2 separate regions of the Homo sapiens genome follow, and region 2 is linked to region 1. Evidence: read pairs that join two places in POLR2A ChIA-PET (ENCODE). Cell type or tissue: OCI-LY7. All regions are shown on one strand. Links, peaks and the distances in the headings refer to the core of each region. The heading gives the core; the rest is flanking DNA.

Region 1 (8,114 bases), core at 2,120-4,619:
ACTAAGCTTTATAAAAATTAAAAGCTTCTGACCATCCTGGCTAACATGGTGAAACCCTGTCACTACTAAAAACACAAAAAATTAGCTGGGCGTGGTGGCAGGTGCCTGTAGTCCCAGCTACTTGGGAGGCTAAGGCAGGAGAATGGCGTGAACCTGGGAGGTGGACCTAGCAGTGAACGAAGATTGCGCCACTGCCCTCCAGTCTGGGTGACAGAGCAAGACTCCATCTCAAAAAAAAAAAAAAAAAAAAGCTGTCCATCCAAAAACCACCATTAAGAAACTGAAAAGGTAAAACTCAGACTGGGAGAAAAGACTGATAACACCATCAACTCTTGGCAAGGATGTAACTGGAGAACTAATTCATTCTTGTTGGGAGGATAAAATAGCACAACCACTTTAGAAAATTTTTGACAGTTTCTTATATAGTTAAACATTCAACTATCCTTTGACACAGCAATTCCACATCTACATATCTACCCTAGATATTTACCCTAATTTTAGAATTGTTGATTTGCCATTTCAAAAGCAATGATCTTCCAGAACATTAGCTTTACACCATTCCATATTTTATATATTTTTTAAGCTACCATAATTTATGAAGATTCAAAATGCAACTTGCCAAGTTTTAAAAAAGAAAAAAAAGTATGGAAACAGCTAAACGGAAAACAGGCTGGTTAAGTGTGTTTGGGTCAGTTTATTTCTAGTATCATTTACAGGCCACCCTGATATTGTATTTAAAATTTTCATTCATTTCAGAGTTCACAAAATAATGATTTTTCCTGTGAAGATACTTCGTTTAAGAGACAACTGACTTCTACAACTAAAATGTACAGATGTTCAAAGAAAATAGCTTGTAAAATATATTTGGTTGAATAACATTTACATTAAGCCTTTAAAATTATGTATCAGAATCTCCGGCTATTAAGCAGTCTAATGGTGCCTACTAAGTCAGAGTGTTGTAATTCTTCTCTCCTGTGCTCTGTTCTGATAATGAAGTAAAGGCATCAGTAGCATCTACTGTGCTAAAGAATAAATGGAATTTACAACTGTAGGCAATATTTAAGCACTTTAAGACAAATATGAATACATCATAAATTTCTAACTAGGAAAATATTTTCAATGAGATCTCAAGAAATGTTAACTTTTTTCAGAATAAAGCACTGAAAACTGACTCACCAACATATCAAGCTGGGTTTCTTCATCTTCTCTTTTTCTCTTCTTATCTTTGCTCTTTTTCTTCTTACTACAGGAAATAATTTATATAGATGAGTTTAAGTATATTGATTTGTGTGATAAATAAATATCGTAAGATTGAAACTTGGAAGTCTTTTAAGTTGTTTCATTTATAAATTATTGATTTAGGAAGACTTACATTGCTATGCCCTCTTAAATACAGTACTGAGAATTTGCTTCAGGCTTTGTACATATTATGTTAAAGTTCAAAGCAGATTGTAGAGCCACACCGCCAGATTTTAAATCCCGATTCTGTCACTTCTTAGCTCTGCAATTTTTGGAAAAGGTACTGAATCTCTCTGTGAGTCAGTTTCCCCACTTAAAAAATTAGGATAACAACTTAACTCTTAAGTCTATTGTGAGGATTAAGAGGTAATATGTATCTTCACACATTGCTGGTGGAAATGTAAAATGGTGCAGCATCTACAGGAAACAGTTTGGGGTTCCTCAAAAAGTTAAAGAGTTACCATATGACCCAGCAATTTTACTCCTAAGTATGTATACCCAAGGGAAATGAAAACGTACACCCACAAAAATACTTACATAAGAATATTCACACTAGCATTAGTCACAATAGTCAAAAAGGGGAAACAATCTAAATGTTCATCAACTGATGAATGGATGAACAAAATATTACATCCATACAATGGACTACACTACGCAGCCATAAAAAGGAACAAGTGCTACAACAATGATGGACCTCAAGAATGTTGTAAGTGAAAGAAGCCAGATACAAAAGGCCACATGTTACATGATTTCTTAGGAAATATTCAGAATAGGCAATTTCACATAGATAGCAGACTAGTGGTTGCCATGGACTAGGAGAGGGGGAAGATGGGATGTGACAGCTTTAATGGGTAGGAAGAGATTTCCTTTTGAGATGACAAAAATGCTGAGCAACTAGACAGTGGTGAACCTCTTGGATATATACTAAAAACCACTGACTGTACAAAAGGGTGAATTTTATAATTATGAATTACATCGCAATAAAAAAATAAAAACCCAAGAGGGATTTGAAAAAAGTTAATGTGCAAAATGCCTACAATTTCTTGGCGCATTGAAAGTGCTATATAAGCATTAATTATGATTATTACGATAATCTTAAGATACTCTTGTCTGCATTTTCATCATAAAGTTTTCAGAAGATAACTCACCACTCCTCACAGGAAATTCACAGAGTAAAAATCTCACATTCATTCAGGATATACCTGCCATTTATTCTGGCATCTTCATGAGGCCAGACTCCTCGAGAGGGTTCTCAAGGGCAGTGGCTTCAGCTCACTCCTTGATACTTTCTTTCCATCTCGCCTAACAATATCAAAACTTCTGTTTATCACGGAGGCCAGGAGGAAAGCTCAATATTTGCATGTACAGTCAACCTCAGGCAAATCTGCCAGTTAAAAAAGAAGCGGGGATATGAATGCACAGGTATTTTTCTCCTAAAGAGCTAATAAATTACCACTACAACCTCCTCCTCACATTTGGCTCAATTTATTTACTGCATGTATGTTCTCTCATTTAATCCTCACAGTCTTCTAAAGGTATAAAAAATGGTCTGAAAGTATAAATGTGTAAACGGAGGTTCAAAGATACTTGATCTCTTAATGAGTAAATGGAAGTTCAGACATATTAACCAATTTGCCACAAATTACAAAATTAGTAAATGACAGAGTGCAGGTTCCAGCCCATATCCCTATCAAAGTCCATATACACCTCAACCACTGTGTGATTCATCCTGGTTTCACTCTACATATTAGCTTAGAAAAAAATTAATAATTTTTCCAGGAAGAGACAATGGAGAAAAGAATAATTCCTAATAAAGGAAGTTATTATAATGAACTACAAGATCAGACTAACGCAGACCCACCAGGCAGAGGCCTGGAGAGATGCCTCAAGGGACCCAAACTCGTGGGTACGGGGTCACGGGTCACCCGCCCGTCTATCCTGTTTCCAGGGTCGTCCGCGCAGGAGGCTGCCCCTCTCTGCACAGGCGCCAGGAAGGGCGGTCCGGCCTCCATCCAGCCCAGACAGGGTCAGAGCGAAGCCTGGGAGGCCACGAAGCCGGCTCTCCGCATCACGGCTTCCACCGGATTCGCGGGGGTGGAGTGCGTCCGAAAAGAACTGAGGAGGCTCCCGCCGGAGCTGCAGGACCCAGCTCTTCACCTCGGTTCCCTTGAGCACAAGCTTGGTAGACTTCACATAAGAATACTAGGCCATGGCTCCGGGAGACTTCTGCGCGGAGAGGCTGAAGCCGGCTCAGGAAGAGTATGTGACCTGGAGCAGCACCAGGGCGGGGAGGAACAGAAGTGGAGGCGAAGTAAACACTCCCCGACAGCGTAGGTCTGTCCAGAACCCGCCTCCGTCTTCACCCAAACACTGAATGGCTGAGATTTCCACTTCCGGGTTTCTGCTGGGGAGCTATGGCGGCTGCAGAGGGCCGAAAGGTGTCTGCGCGCATCTGCTCCCTGGCGCCCTCTCGAGGAGCCCCTGAGGATTCGTGCCTCCCAGAGGTGGGGAAAGCCCGCCCGAGGCGCCGGTGCTGACGGTGGCGGGGCTGCCGGGCACGCTGTGGAACTGCCTCCCGCTAGAGCTGCGGGCTGGCGACGGTCCCGTGGGGGCGGGAAGCGGCTCAGGGTGCCCTCGCCGGCCTGCGGCGGCGCGTCTGGGAGCGCAGGCCACTCGTGCGCGGGTCACTCGGGGCTGTGCCTCGCGCGACTGTGTGTGCAGGAAACAAGGAGGAAATACCCTAAAATGGAATGAAGCGCCATGTTGAGGGCCGCGGATGTCGCGAGTGCTGTGGGAATGTGGGCTGAGGTGGAGAGTTATGGTGGAGGAAGCTAGTCCTGTCTGATGGAGGAAACAGGGCAGAGGCGTGGAGGGAGACGCACAGTGCTGGTGTGAGGAGCCGCGAGCAGGCCAGGCCTGTAAAGCAGCGTGATGGGAACCAGGATAGAGAAGGCAAGTCGGGGTCCTGTGGTCGCTGAAGAATTTGAATGAAATCAGTAAACAGGTGAGAGGGATCCATCGCAAGAGCATGGGATGAAACGAGCAGTAGTCCACGGTGATTCCTCTGCAGCGGTGGGTATTATTAATCGCGTATGTGACACCAAAACGTGGGTATTATTGATAGCTTATGTGACACCAAAACCACCCCATTTAAGCTGTGGCTCTTTCCCTAAAGTAGAAAACAGAGATCAGTTGGGTTCCAAGCATCCACGAAGATCTTATTAAATTCGTGATCCCTGGTGGCACCATGGAGTCAGGATTGGCTCATCTCAAACCTGACTCAGAAACAAAACCATCTCAATGGGCAGAGATGAGCGTCCTTACCCGCTATCATAACGTATTTTCTGGTGTTTTCACAGTGCTGCGCTTCCTAATCCCCATTCTAGGGCAATCTACATGCCATGATGCCCAGAGGCATTAACAAAGGAGACACACAGGGGCTCCTCACGTTGGCTTTCCATGGTTTTGATGAAAATCTGTTTCCTCATCTCATACAATGTGGTCCGTAATAGTATCATTTAGGGTTGAAGAATTAAATGGTACAAATTATATAGGGTGCTTATGATAACCTACATGGAAAATGCCTAGGATATGTTAGCTATGCTCATCACCAACATCGTTATATGATGGTAATAATCAGATAGTCAGGAAGGCTGACACCAAGAAAATGGATACATGCTCTGAGGGAATGAATGTGGAGAGATCAGAAGGTCAAGAACAAAGCCTTACAACATGTCTGCAGTAAAGGGATAGAGAAAAGAAAGGCTATAAAAGAAGGAATGAAACAGAGTAAAATTATAAAATCAAAGCTAAGGAGAATTTCCAGAAAGGGTAATATCATTTAATATCATAGAAGTTTAGGAACACAAGATGGAAAAAAGGCCTCTGGGTAACTGACATTGAGGCAGTCTTTAGGGAAGCTCCATTTCTGACAGAGTAGACACCAAGTCAGCTTGAAGCAGGGACAAGTTGAAGAAGCTGTTGGCTGGTCGCATGGGGAAATAAATAAGGGATGGCATATGCCATATTTCTGGATTTCTTTCTTTCTTGCCCAGCCTCTATATATGCATAGAGTTTGGTGAAAACTTACAAAAAATAAAAATGAAACCAATTTTGTTTGTTGACTCAAATACAATGCTTTGTGTTAGAATCAAGATAAATTCATGCCTCTCCCTTCTATTGTCACCGTCAGTTTTGAAATTAAACATCAGCTTTTCTTCTTCATTAAAATCATTTTCAACTCCTCCCAGGTGTTGGTGGTTTGGGGGAGTTACATAAGCAGTCAGGTCTTGATGAGTAGAGGAGGAGGGAACAAACACTTTCAGCAAAGGTAGAATTCTGAAATTCTGCTCGTATTTTTCTCCAGTAACTTTCCTATGTTTGTGAGGTTATTCAGTCATAATGATCCTAGTGAAATTTTTTTCAAGCTTGACTAATCGTAATCACTGTGGACGTTTGTTTAAAATGTGTATTCCCAGGCCTCTCTCCTGCTGATTCTGATTCAGGAGATCACGGATGGAACTCAGAATACATGTGTTTGACAAATACCACAAGTGGTTCTTATGGTCAGGGAAATTTGGGACTCTAACCAGAAATTTATGTTTTTATGACTGGCAGCTAGAAAAGATTCCTAGAGTCTTTGCTTTTTGAAAATAAAATATTTCTTTTTTAAAAGGAAAATTGTATGACTAGATACAACATTTATACATGTGGCACATGTACTGTACTGTGTGCTTTTGTCATATTTACAGTTGAAGATGTGTAAGAACACTCTGAGAAAAATTATCTATTAAATGCAAAGAGGGGTAAGTCAGGGTGGGGGAGAAATGGGAAGGGTGTGCTTATTGTTGCTAAAAGGTAGAAAAGCCAGAATGATAGCATCTAGGGTTGCAAATAGCACATTGTAAGTTGAGGGAGCTTCATAATCATGTCTGAAACCTTCTTTGATATACTGAGTTGTAAACAGTGGCTTTGGACAAGATTTGAGGGAGAAACCAACTATGCTTTAAAGTGTTCATTTAAAAGGCTTTAATTAAAGGAAAGTCTTTATATTTACTTGAGCTAATTTAACTTCAGGACTTTAACAAATTACTAGCCCTTAACCTCTTAAAAATTGTCTTTCATTTCAAATGAAAGTTTAAGGTGGCCTTTATGTTTGATTGGTATACTTATGCGAAGACTTAACAGCAAGGTACTGTACATTTCTAAATGTTTACTTCTTAATTTTGCTGGAAGAAATATACTACTCAATTGATTATTTTTAAAGCAAAGTAAAACAATTTATTTTGACAAGCGACACTGTATTTTCCCAGTTTTCTGGTGGCAAAGATTAGGCTTAACATCACTAATCATCAGAGAAATGCAAATCAAAACCAAAACGAGATACCATCCTACACCAGTCAGAATAGCTACTATTAAAAAATCGAAAAACAGCAGATCTTGGGAGGCTGTGGAGAAAAGGGAACATTTACACATAATTGGTGCGAATGTAAATTAGTTCAACCACTGTTGAAAGCAGTTTGGAAATTTCTCAGAGAATTTAAAATAGAAATTCCTTTCAAGCCAACAACTCCATTACTGGTATATGACCCAAAGAAAGTCAGTTATTCTACCAAAAAGAGATATGCACTTGCATGTTCATCGCAACACTATTCACAATAGCAAAGACATGGAGTCAGCCTAGGTGCCCATCAACAGTGGATTGGATCAATAAAATGTGGTACATCCACACAGTATTATTAGGCCATTCTTGCATTGCTATGAAGAAATACCTGAGACTGGGTAATTTGTAAGGAAAAGAGATTTAATTGGCTCATAGCTCTGCAGGCTGTACGGGAAGCATGGTGACGGCATCTGCCTGGCGCCTGTGGAGTCTCCAGGGAGCTTTTACTCATGATGGAAGGCCAAGAGGGAGTAGGTACTTCACATGGCCAGAGCAGGAGCAAGAGAGAATGGGAGTAGGGGTAAGTACCACACACCCTTACACAACCAGATCTTGAAAGAATTCACTATCACAAGGACGGCATCAGGCCATGAGAGATCCACCCCCATGACCCAAACACCTCCTACCAGGCCTCACCTCCAACACTGAGGATTACATTTCACCATGAGATTTATAGGGGCCACCTTCCAAACCATTTCACACACCATGGAATACTATGCAGCCATAAAAATTAACAAAATCATGTCCTTTGAAGCAACTTGGATGCAGCTGAAGGCCATTATCCTAAGTAAATTAATGCAGGAATACAAAATGAAATACCACGTGATCTCACCTATAAGTGGGAGCTAAACACTGGGTACTCATGGACATAAAGATGGAAAGAATAAACACCGGGACTACTAGAGGGGAGAAGGAGGAAGGCAAGGTTTGACAAACTATTGGGTACTATGCTCATGTATTAATCTGTTCTCACACTGCTATATAGAACTACCTGAGGCTGGGTAATTTATAAAGAAAAGAGGTTTAACTGACTCACAGTTCCACAGGCTGTACAGGAAACATGGCTGGGAGGCTTCAGGAAACTTATAATCATGGCAGAAGGTGAAGGGGGAAGCAAGGCACGTTCTACCATGGTGGCAGGAGAGCAAGTGAGCCAGGGGGGATGTGCCATATGTTTAAACCATCAGATCTCATGAGAACTCACTTACCACCTAAGAACAGCAAGGGGGAAATCTGCCCTCATGAGCTAATCACCTCCCACCAGGTCATTCCCCCTACTTTGGGAATTACAATTCAACATGAGATTTTTATGGGGACACAGAGTCAAACCATACCAAATCAGCATCTGGATGATGGGATCATTCATACCCCAAAACTCAGCAATATGAGATATACCCATGTAACAAACTGGCACATGTACCCCTGAATGTAA
Region 2 (8,114 bases), core at 2,825-5,324, 230 kb after region 1:
CTACTGTGCCCACCTAGTTACATCACTTATTCAACTGACCTCTTTTGCCTCTGTAAATATTTCAGTTATCAATTCCTCTCTCATAGTATATTTTGGTAAAGATTTCAAGTTATCAAAGACAGTTTATAGGTGTTTATAATATATAGTTTATATTTTACATTAATTCATTAATAATGGGGTAGTCTTCTAGAATTTAGAATATTTTTTAAATGATTATTTTTCTTCATATAAACCATAAATAATCATCTTCTATTAGAAGGCCTTTAAGCCTTCTTAGATTAATCATGGTTATATTTGAATAGGTTATGCATATTGCAGAAAATATTATATCTTTCTCCGCAGAATTGTCCCTTAAAATTCAAGTTATTTAGTGGCTTCTATTTTGCTAAGCCATATACATGAGTTAGAACTTTCATTAATAAGCCATTTTATTCATGCTTCTGATATTTTGCCAAAAAATAGTATCAATTACAATAGAAACCAGAATAAAAATGGATTATTGCATTTTAAGAAGTAGATATGCATTAGGATCCTAGGAGTATCATTATAATAGAGAATAAAATTTTATACTGAATTTCTTTCCTTTCTTTCTTTTTTTTTTTTTTTTTGAGACGGAGCCTTGCTCTGTCACCAGGTCGGAGTGCGGTGGTGTGATCTCGGCTCACTGCAATATTTGCCTCCCTGGTTCAAGCGATTCTCCTGCCTCAGCCTCCTAAGTAGCTGGGATGCAGGCATGTGCCACCATGCCCAGCTAAATTTTTTGTATTTTTAGCAGAGATGGGGTTTCACCATGTTGACCAGAATGGTCTCGATCTCCTGACCTTGTGATCTGCCTGCCTTGGCCTCTCAATGTGCTGGGATTACAGGCATGAACCACCTCACCTGGGCTTTTATACTGAATTTCTAATAGCTGAGATAAAATCCTATTGTCTGGTAATAGGATAAACCCCATGGACCATTTAATAATGAGCAATCAAAGTTTATTTGAAGCCAACCTCTTTTAATTTAGAGCCACTTCCTTATTGACCCATTTAGAGCAGAAGTGCCTGACATTGGCATTTGGAATCTTGGGATCATTGACAGAAGAGAATCAAGTGAGTTTGTATCACCCAGAGGAAACCTCCATTTTTGGGGGGAAGCTTTCAGAACTGCATCCCTGAAATTCTATTTGTCAAATGTTAATGTTTGCCACAAAAAATACTGTCAATAGGGATTAGGTAAAGTTCAATTCATTTCTTGAATAATGAACATTTAATTCACAGTTTTATAACATTTCTTGAACATAGATAATGGTGGAATCTGTTGGGGTACAGTGCTTCTGGTAAGGTAATTATTCTTTGGAATATAGTTGAAGAAACACTGTTCTAGAGGTAATAATTTAGATTACTAACTTAGTAAAAAATAAAATATTTACTACTATGTCTTAGGGTTTAATTATATAGAGGTAAAAGATACAGACCCTGCCCTCAAGAAGCTCTTGGTTTACATGGGAAACAATAAAATCATTACAGTATAATGATTTTTGGAGATAACCAGAGTTGATGTAGTGATGCAGAGGCTGAATGTTTACAAGAGAAGGTGCAGTACTACTATGCCATGTCCCAGTGAGACATGAGTCTTTTCACCCCTTCCTTTTAGCCTTGGTCGTGATTTACAAAGATAAACACTTGAGCACTCAAGATACTTAACATTTGTTAATACATGTAAATGGTTAATTCTACACTGACAGGCACATATTAAACTGGTTCTGTTCATAATAATGAAGTTATCTCTTTGTTATTTTAGCACAGCCCTCATGCTTGCCATATGCCATGGATCATCAGAGATAGTTGGCATGGTTCTTCAGCAAAATGTTGACATCTGTGCTGAAGATACGTGTGGAATGATTGCAACGTTATGCTGTTGCTTGTGGGTTTAATCTGTAAGTGTTTACATTTAAAGACTAGGTGAGATTTTATAGTTTGTTTCAGGTAGTTTTTGAATGACAGTGAGTTAGTTCACTTCATCAGCCAGAAACCAGGCAAAAAGCTATACTAGTTAGAAGGAGTAATGGCTCCAGGATTCTTTATTTTAGGGCTTTAGGGATGCTAATGTTGTCTACTTGATTTGAAGTATAACCCCTATGCATGGGATAAACATAATGTCACAATTTTGGTTTTTCTAATTAGTTATTTGGGTCTCAAAATGTCCACTTTAAGCAGAAAACCTGACAGTGTCCCCTGGGGGCTGTCTTCCATACCTTCATTCTTGAATCTTTTAAAAGAATCTGAACCTAAGTCCAAGGAAGACATTCTTTTTGTACAAGTCAGAAGGATTGGGGGGTTGGGAAATGGCCATTCTCTTTATTTTGTTGTTTCCATTGATTCTGTTGCTGCATCATTGCCATTGAAACTGCTTCTGCAGTCTGGTAATGATTGACCTTTGTGACCAGGATGCCCTTAGTAACGCAGATCTCTCAGCCTTCATGGTGTAGACTTCGAAGTTATTACATGTTTTTAAAGTTCACGTACATATTCTCAGCCATTGTTTCCAAAGTACCAGCACCCCACTCTGGCAGCTAGAACTTTTAGCTTTAGCCACACACATAGTGAGCAAATTGACCCTTCTTCTCACACTCAAAACCTGACGTGAAACCCACATCTTAGCCTGGATATGGCCTAGACCTTCATGGTAAGTTATCCTTTGATTGGCTTTTTTCTATTTTCTCTAGCCAATATTAGTTGTGGTAGTTTGAAACTGTAACTCAGGTTGAAATAATGTTACAGGAAGAAATTAGAGATCCATTTTGTCTTTGTTACCAGATCTATATCTCTGGTCCTTTATATCCTGTGTAGCACCATTTTGTAGGTAGTGGAAGGTCTCACCTTATTCTGTAAAATCCCATGTCATCTTTCCCAAGTTGTAGTGGGTTCCAACTTGTGGTTGTCCCTTCAAGTGATTCTTTTTTCCTAAAAGTAAAAATCTCCCATGCTACTTACATCTCTACCTCGAGTTTTTTAAATATTTTCAAATGCTGCATCACCATGAAGCCATTCAATAGACTTCACTAAATCTCAAGTAAGTTGGTTAGATTTAACAGAGCTAAGCCTCATCCATCACTGATCAGTCTTCATGTATAAAAGTAAGGATTTGTGCTGGCTTCAGTGGTACATATAGTAAAATTGAAACAACGTTGAGAAGACCAGCATGGTCCCCGCACAAGGATGACATAGAAATCTGTAAAGTGTTGCATATTTCTTGCAGTCCCCAAAAGGACATTTTACTCCTTTCTAACTAGCTCCAAGGAAATGGTGTGAGTCAAAGCAAAATGGGTGACACCCAGTATTGCAATTGTGATTTTCATACAAAAAAATATTTATGTAAGGTGATCTATGAAATGAGATGTGGTAACACATAGGATCTTGTGTGCAATATTTTGTTAGTAGGGATCTCAGAAATGAGAAAATACCAACTTGCATCTTCTTTGTGGAACTTACAAAAAATAAAGGTAGCGTTTTGTCTTCCACAGCAGCTGGAAATGAACATAGTGACTAAGCATCATTCTAACAAAGATTTGTTGGTTCAGAGTTTAAGGAGGTAGATAAAGAGTAGCAGTAGTCCAAGCCAGATGCTGACATCTATTATTTTCTGCCCTTGGTGTGGTTGATGAGCTCAGTAATAGAGTATAATTAGGTTATCTGATTTAATGATTTAATATATTTATAAATAAATTTCATTACAAAATATAAAATAGCTTAGATGCTCTGAATTACAAGCCACAAAGAATAGAACATCTAATATCCAAAAGTAGGAATTAATAACAGAAAATTGCAATATTTGAATATTATAACCTATGAAGAAACACATTTGTTTTTTCTTTTTTTTGTAATTTAATTTTTGTAAAGACATGGTCTCCCTATGTTGTCCACGCTGGTCTTGAACTTCTGGACTCAAGCAATCCTCCTATCTCAGCATCCCAAATTGCTTGCATCACAAGCATGAGCCACTGCACCAGGCCAATATATTGGGTTTTATTGGGAATTTTAAAATAGTTTCAGCAATAAGGTTCAAGAACAAATTATGTTTTTGCTTCACTTTTTATTTTAAGAATTTTAAAAATGTTATCTTGTTAAATCTTTATAATAACATAGTGAAATAAGGCCCTAAAATCCTCATTGTTAGAAGACATTGAGTCTAAGGAAGCAACTTGTTCAAGAAAAAATACCTGTTGGTAGCCATGCTAGGATTTATTCTGAGTTAAGGACATTTTTCATATGTCAAGCTACCTCTAGTTAATTTACTAAGTTACACTGCCCTCACTTCATGAGTGTTTTATCTTTCTTCTTCTTTAATTAGAAGCTTAATAAGTTCATAGAGCTTACAAACTTAAAGTCTATGGAAAAAGTAATGTTCTGATGTTAGATCTAATATTGTCTGAAATACTCTAAGAACTTAATAAATTTGGTAAATGTTTTTTATATCAATGTTAAAATAGTAATTTTATTTATTTCATTTTTATACATAGCATTGATCAACAACTTTTGGAATATAACAAAAGGTATCTAAAAATTCTCAAAATAGCAATCCAGGTAAGACCTCTGATAGTAAACTACACTTGGTGGTGCTACCATGAGATTATAGGAGTGTTGATCACAAAAGAACTATTAAAAAAGCAATGTGTAAGTAGCATGTGTTTACATATATACCTATATGTAAGTGTTTTTATATATACATAGCTTTGATTTAATTTTTTAGTTTATAATTCAGAATTAAGAATTTAGTTGGGCAACCCGCTCGGGTCCCCTTCCACACTGTGGAAGCTTTGTTCTTTCGCTCTTTGCAATAAATCTTGCTAGTAAAAAAAAAAAAAAAAGAATTTAGTTTTAGGTGGTTTATAATCTCAAAAATATTATCTGAAAAAATATTTGTTTAATTGTGGTCCCTAATATCCTATATAAAACTTTTGTATAAATGAGTAAAACAATTTTTAAGTTTATATATTGTATGTTTCCTCAACTGTCATAACAATTTATGCTTGTTATAAAATGTATAATCCTTGGTGTGATTGATGAGCTCAGTAATAGGGGTTTATCAGCTTATCCAATTTAATGAATTAATATATTCATAAATAAACTTTATTACAAATTATAAACTAGCTTAGATGCCTTGGATTACAAGCCACAAATAATAGAACATCTAATAATGAAAAGTAGGAATTAATAACAGAAAACTGCAACATTTGAATATTATAACCTATAAAGGAACACAGTTAAACAAACTGTTAAATAAACAAGTGTTTGTTTGTTTATTAAACATAAACAAACATATAAAATGATTATTTGTTAAATAAAAAATAAATTATTTGTTTGTTTCTTTATTGTAGAGACATGGTCTCCTTATGTTGCCCAGGCTGGTCTCGAACTTCTGTGCTTTATTTAATTTTTACAATAAATGATTTGCATTTAGAGAATTAGAATTAATTACAGTTGAGTCTTGAGCAACATGAGAGTTAGGGTGCTGATCCCCTCATGCAGCTGAAAATCTGCTTTATATGAAAATCTGTTTCTTTTGACTCCTCCAAAACTCTACTAATTTTCTACTGTTGACCTGGAGCCTGAAAAAAGGTGAAAGCATAAGCAGTCAATTAACCCATAGTTTCTATTTTATATGTACTATATATTGTATTCTTAGAATAAAGTGAGCTGGAGAAAAGAAGCTGTTATAAAGAGGAAGAAATATATTCACTATTTATTAGATGGAAGTGAATTATTATACATAAAGGACTTCATTCTCATTGCCTTCACATTGAGTAGGCTGATAAGGAGGAGGCAGAGGAGAGATTTGTCTTGGTATCTTGCAGTGGCAAAGGAAAAGAAAAATCTGTCTATTAGTGGGCTTCTAGAGTGAAAACCCTTATTCAAAGATCAACTGTGTGGCATAGTGACTTGTGTCACTAAAAAAGTAACTATCTTTAGAATTTGGAACTCAAAATTCTTGCACCATAAATGAATGTCAATAAGAATTAACATAACTTAGTGAGGGTGCATCAGTACCAATAGGAGATTATTTTTCAAAGATACCTACTGAGTGCAGAAGTCAGAAAAGCAATTCTTTGTTGAGAAGCGCAGGTTATGTTACATAGTCTTGTACCAACAAGGTCTCACTATTATCAAATTCATTCCCTCTAAGTTGAAACCAAATAAGATATATTTACTTCATTAGAACAAGATGTGTTGTTCTATCTGCTGGATAATTAGTGTGTTAATAGTAATTTTGGTACAACAAGTTACTCTGTTCCTACTAGCCAAAATAGTATCATTATAAATATTCAACTAGCTCAACTCTAGGCTCAACAAATTATAATAAAAGTGGAAAAAATTTTCACAATAACAAAAGTGCTACTGTGATACATAAATGTGAAACAATACATTGTACAATATGAACTGTATGAGCACATCTTTAATTTATTACATATTTATCAAAGGACTTCTATAAGTTAGATTTTGCAAGTGGCAGGAGACCAAGATGGAATACACATAGTCTGGGTCTTTAAGGTGCTCATAATACAATAGAGCTGTCTCTATTGAATTTCTGCATTTTTCCAACAGAATTTCCTAACTATGTTTTTTATTTGTTTATCCACTTGTCCACTTAACAAATAACTGTCAGGTATCTTTAAGGTACTAAGCATCTTTCTTGTTATTATCATTGTCATTTTTTGTTATTTACTACTTTATTAAGGTACTAAGCATTTTTCTTGTTATTATCATCTTTTTTATTATTTACTACTTTATTTAGTGCTTACTCTGTGCCAGAACCCCTTTGGGAGCTTATAATTATCACTTATTATGTCATTATCATATTCAGTCTGTGTCAGACATTTTATATCCAACGTGAAGAATTTAAGCTTTAAAAAGTTTGGTAGTGTCCAGGAGCGGTGGCTCACTCCTGTAATCCTAGCACTTTGGAAGGCCAAGGCAGGCGGATTGCTTGAGCTCAGGAGTTTGGGACCACCCTGACTAACATGGTGAAATCCCATCTCTACTAAATACAAAAAATTAGCTGGGCCTGGGTGGCATGCATATGTAATCCCAGCTACATGGGAGGCTGAGGTAGGAGAATTTCATGAACCCAGGAGGCGGAGGTTGCAGTGATCTGCTGAGATCATGCCACTGCACTCTAGCCTGGGCGACAGTGCGAGGCTCTTGTCTCAAAAAAAAAAAAAAAAAGGAGAAAACAAAAGTTTGGTAGTGTTTAAGGAAAGCAAGCTGAATGAGTAGAAGTTTTCCAGGTAAAGAGTCAAAAGGATGATATTTAGCAGAAGGAAAATTTAACCAGACTGTGTGTTTGGCAGAAGGAACATCTGAAGGAACACCTGACGAGGCTGCACCCTTGGCGTAAAGAACACCTGACATGGCTGAAAGCTTGGTGGAAAGAACACCTGAGGAATAGGATACAGCGAATTCCTTTTCAAAGATTTTAGCCTGTAAAAATCCTTTAAAATTCAAGAGGGGGAAGATTAAGTACAATGAGTTCTGAGTTCCTCATCAAAGAGTAAATATGTCAGTATGTTCAGCTTCTCTGTTCTTTGTTCTCCGTTTTAAAGTTTAACTTCCTCATTATTTATGCCTCCTTGCCCCTAGTTTCATTAAACAACCCCCTTCTAACCTCTAACACCTGTTTTGTCTTTAGTCATTCTTAGTCACCTGCTCTGTCCTCAGTCATCCTTAGACACCTGCTCTGTAACTGTCTTTCCCGCTGAAAGTACTCACCCTGCCACTCCAGCTCATACTCCTGCTCTCTTTGAAATAGCCCATCTGAATTAGCTAAGAGTGTGCAGTCCAACCCTATCCAATAGGGAAAAGACACAACAGTAGGGACTAGCTGCATTAGGAATAAGAACACTTTCCCCTCCCTTGTTCAGTATGATCTTGCCATTGCTCCATCTGCAAGACCACTCTTTCATAGAAGTAAATTTGCCTTGCTGTAAAAACTTGTTGCTGGAGTGCTGACTGTTCTTTGTTTCACTGAAAATTTATTTTCCACAAATGTGGGGGCCCACCCAGCATTCCCATTCTCCTCTGGGGGAGGGTCCAGTCCTCTCCTGTGAGGAGGCGCACCCCGCTGCCTCGTTG

Evidence for each region. ChIA-PET counts read pairs that join two places held together with the same protein. Peaks named below come from ENCODE experiments on the same cell type or tissue, not always from the same donor. Only the 100,000 strongest peaks of a DNase experiment are listed, where the experiment ranks them.
Region 2: POLR2A ChIA-PET joins it to region 1 with 5 read pairs; 2 of 35 experiments call an interaction of 5 or more read pairs at or near these places.

The regions. Positions count from the first base shown.
Region 1 is chr9:40,987,762-40,995,875 of GRCh38, reverse strand. It overlaps LOC107986997 (a long non-coding RNA gene), which reads left to right and starts at 4,045. Exons shown (of 2, transcript XR_001746463.3): 1 at 4,045-4,311. It also overlaps the pseudogene FRG1HP. RefSeq lists enhancers at 3,209-3,278, 3,289-3,348, 3,369-3,718, 4,119-4,308, 4,132-4,861 and a silencer at 3,759-3,968. In OCI-LY7, for the core only: a CTCF peak has its summit at 3,716 (motif pointing left); DNase peaks (open chromatin) are centred at 3,275, 3,625 and 4,065; H3K4me3 peaks cover 2,500 bases; H3K27ac peaks cover 2,297 bases.
Region 2 is chr9:40,754,724-40,762,837 of GRCh38, reverse strand. It overlaps the pseudogene LOC100132004 and the pseudogene RNU6-156P. Among named protein-coding and RNA genes, the nearest start is that of MIR1299, 170 kb to the left of the region's middle. RefSeq lists an enhancer at 7,652-7,761. In OCI-LY7, for the core only: no CTCF peak of the experiment used is centred there; no DNase peak of the experiment used is centred there.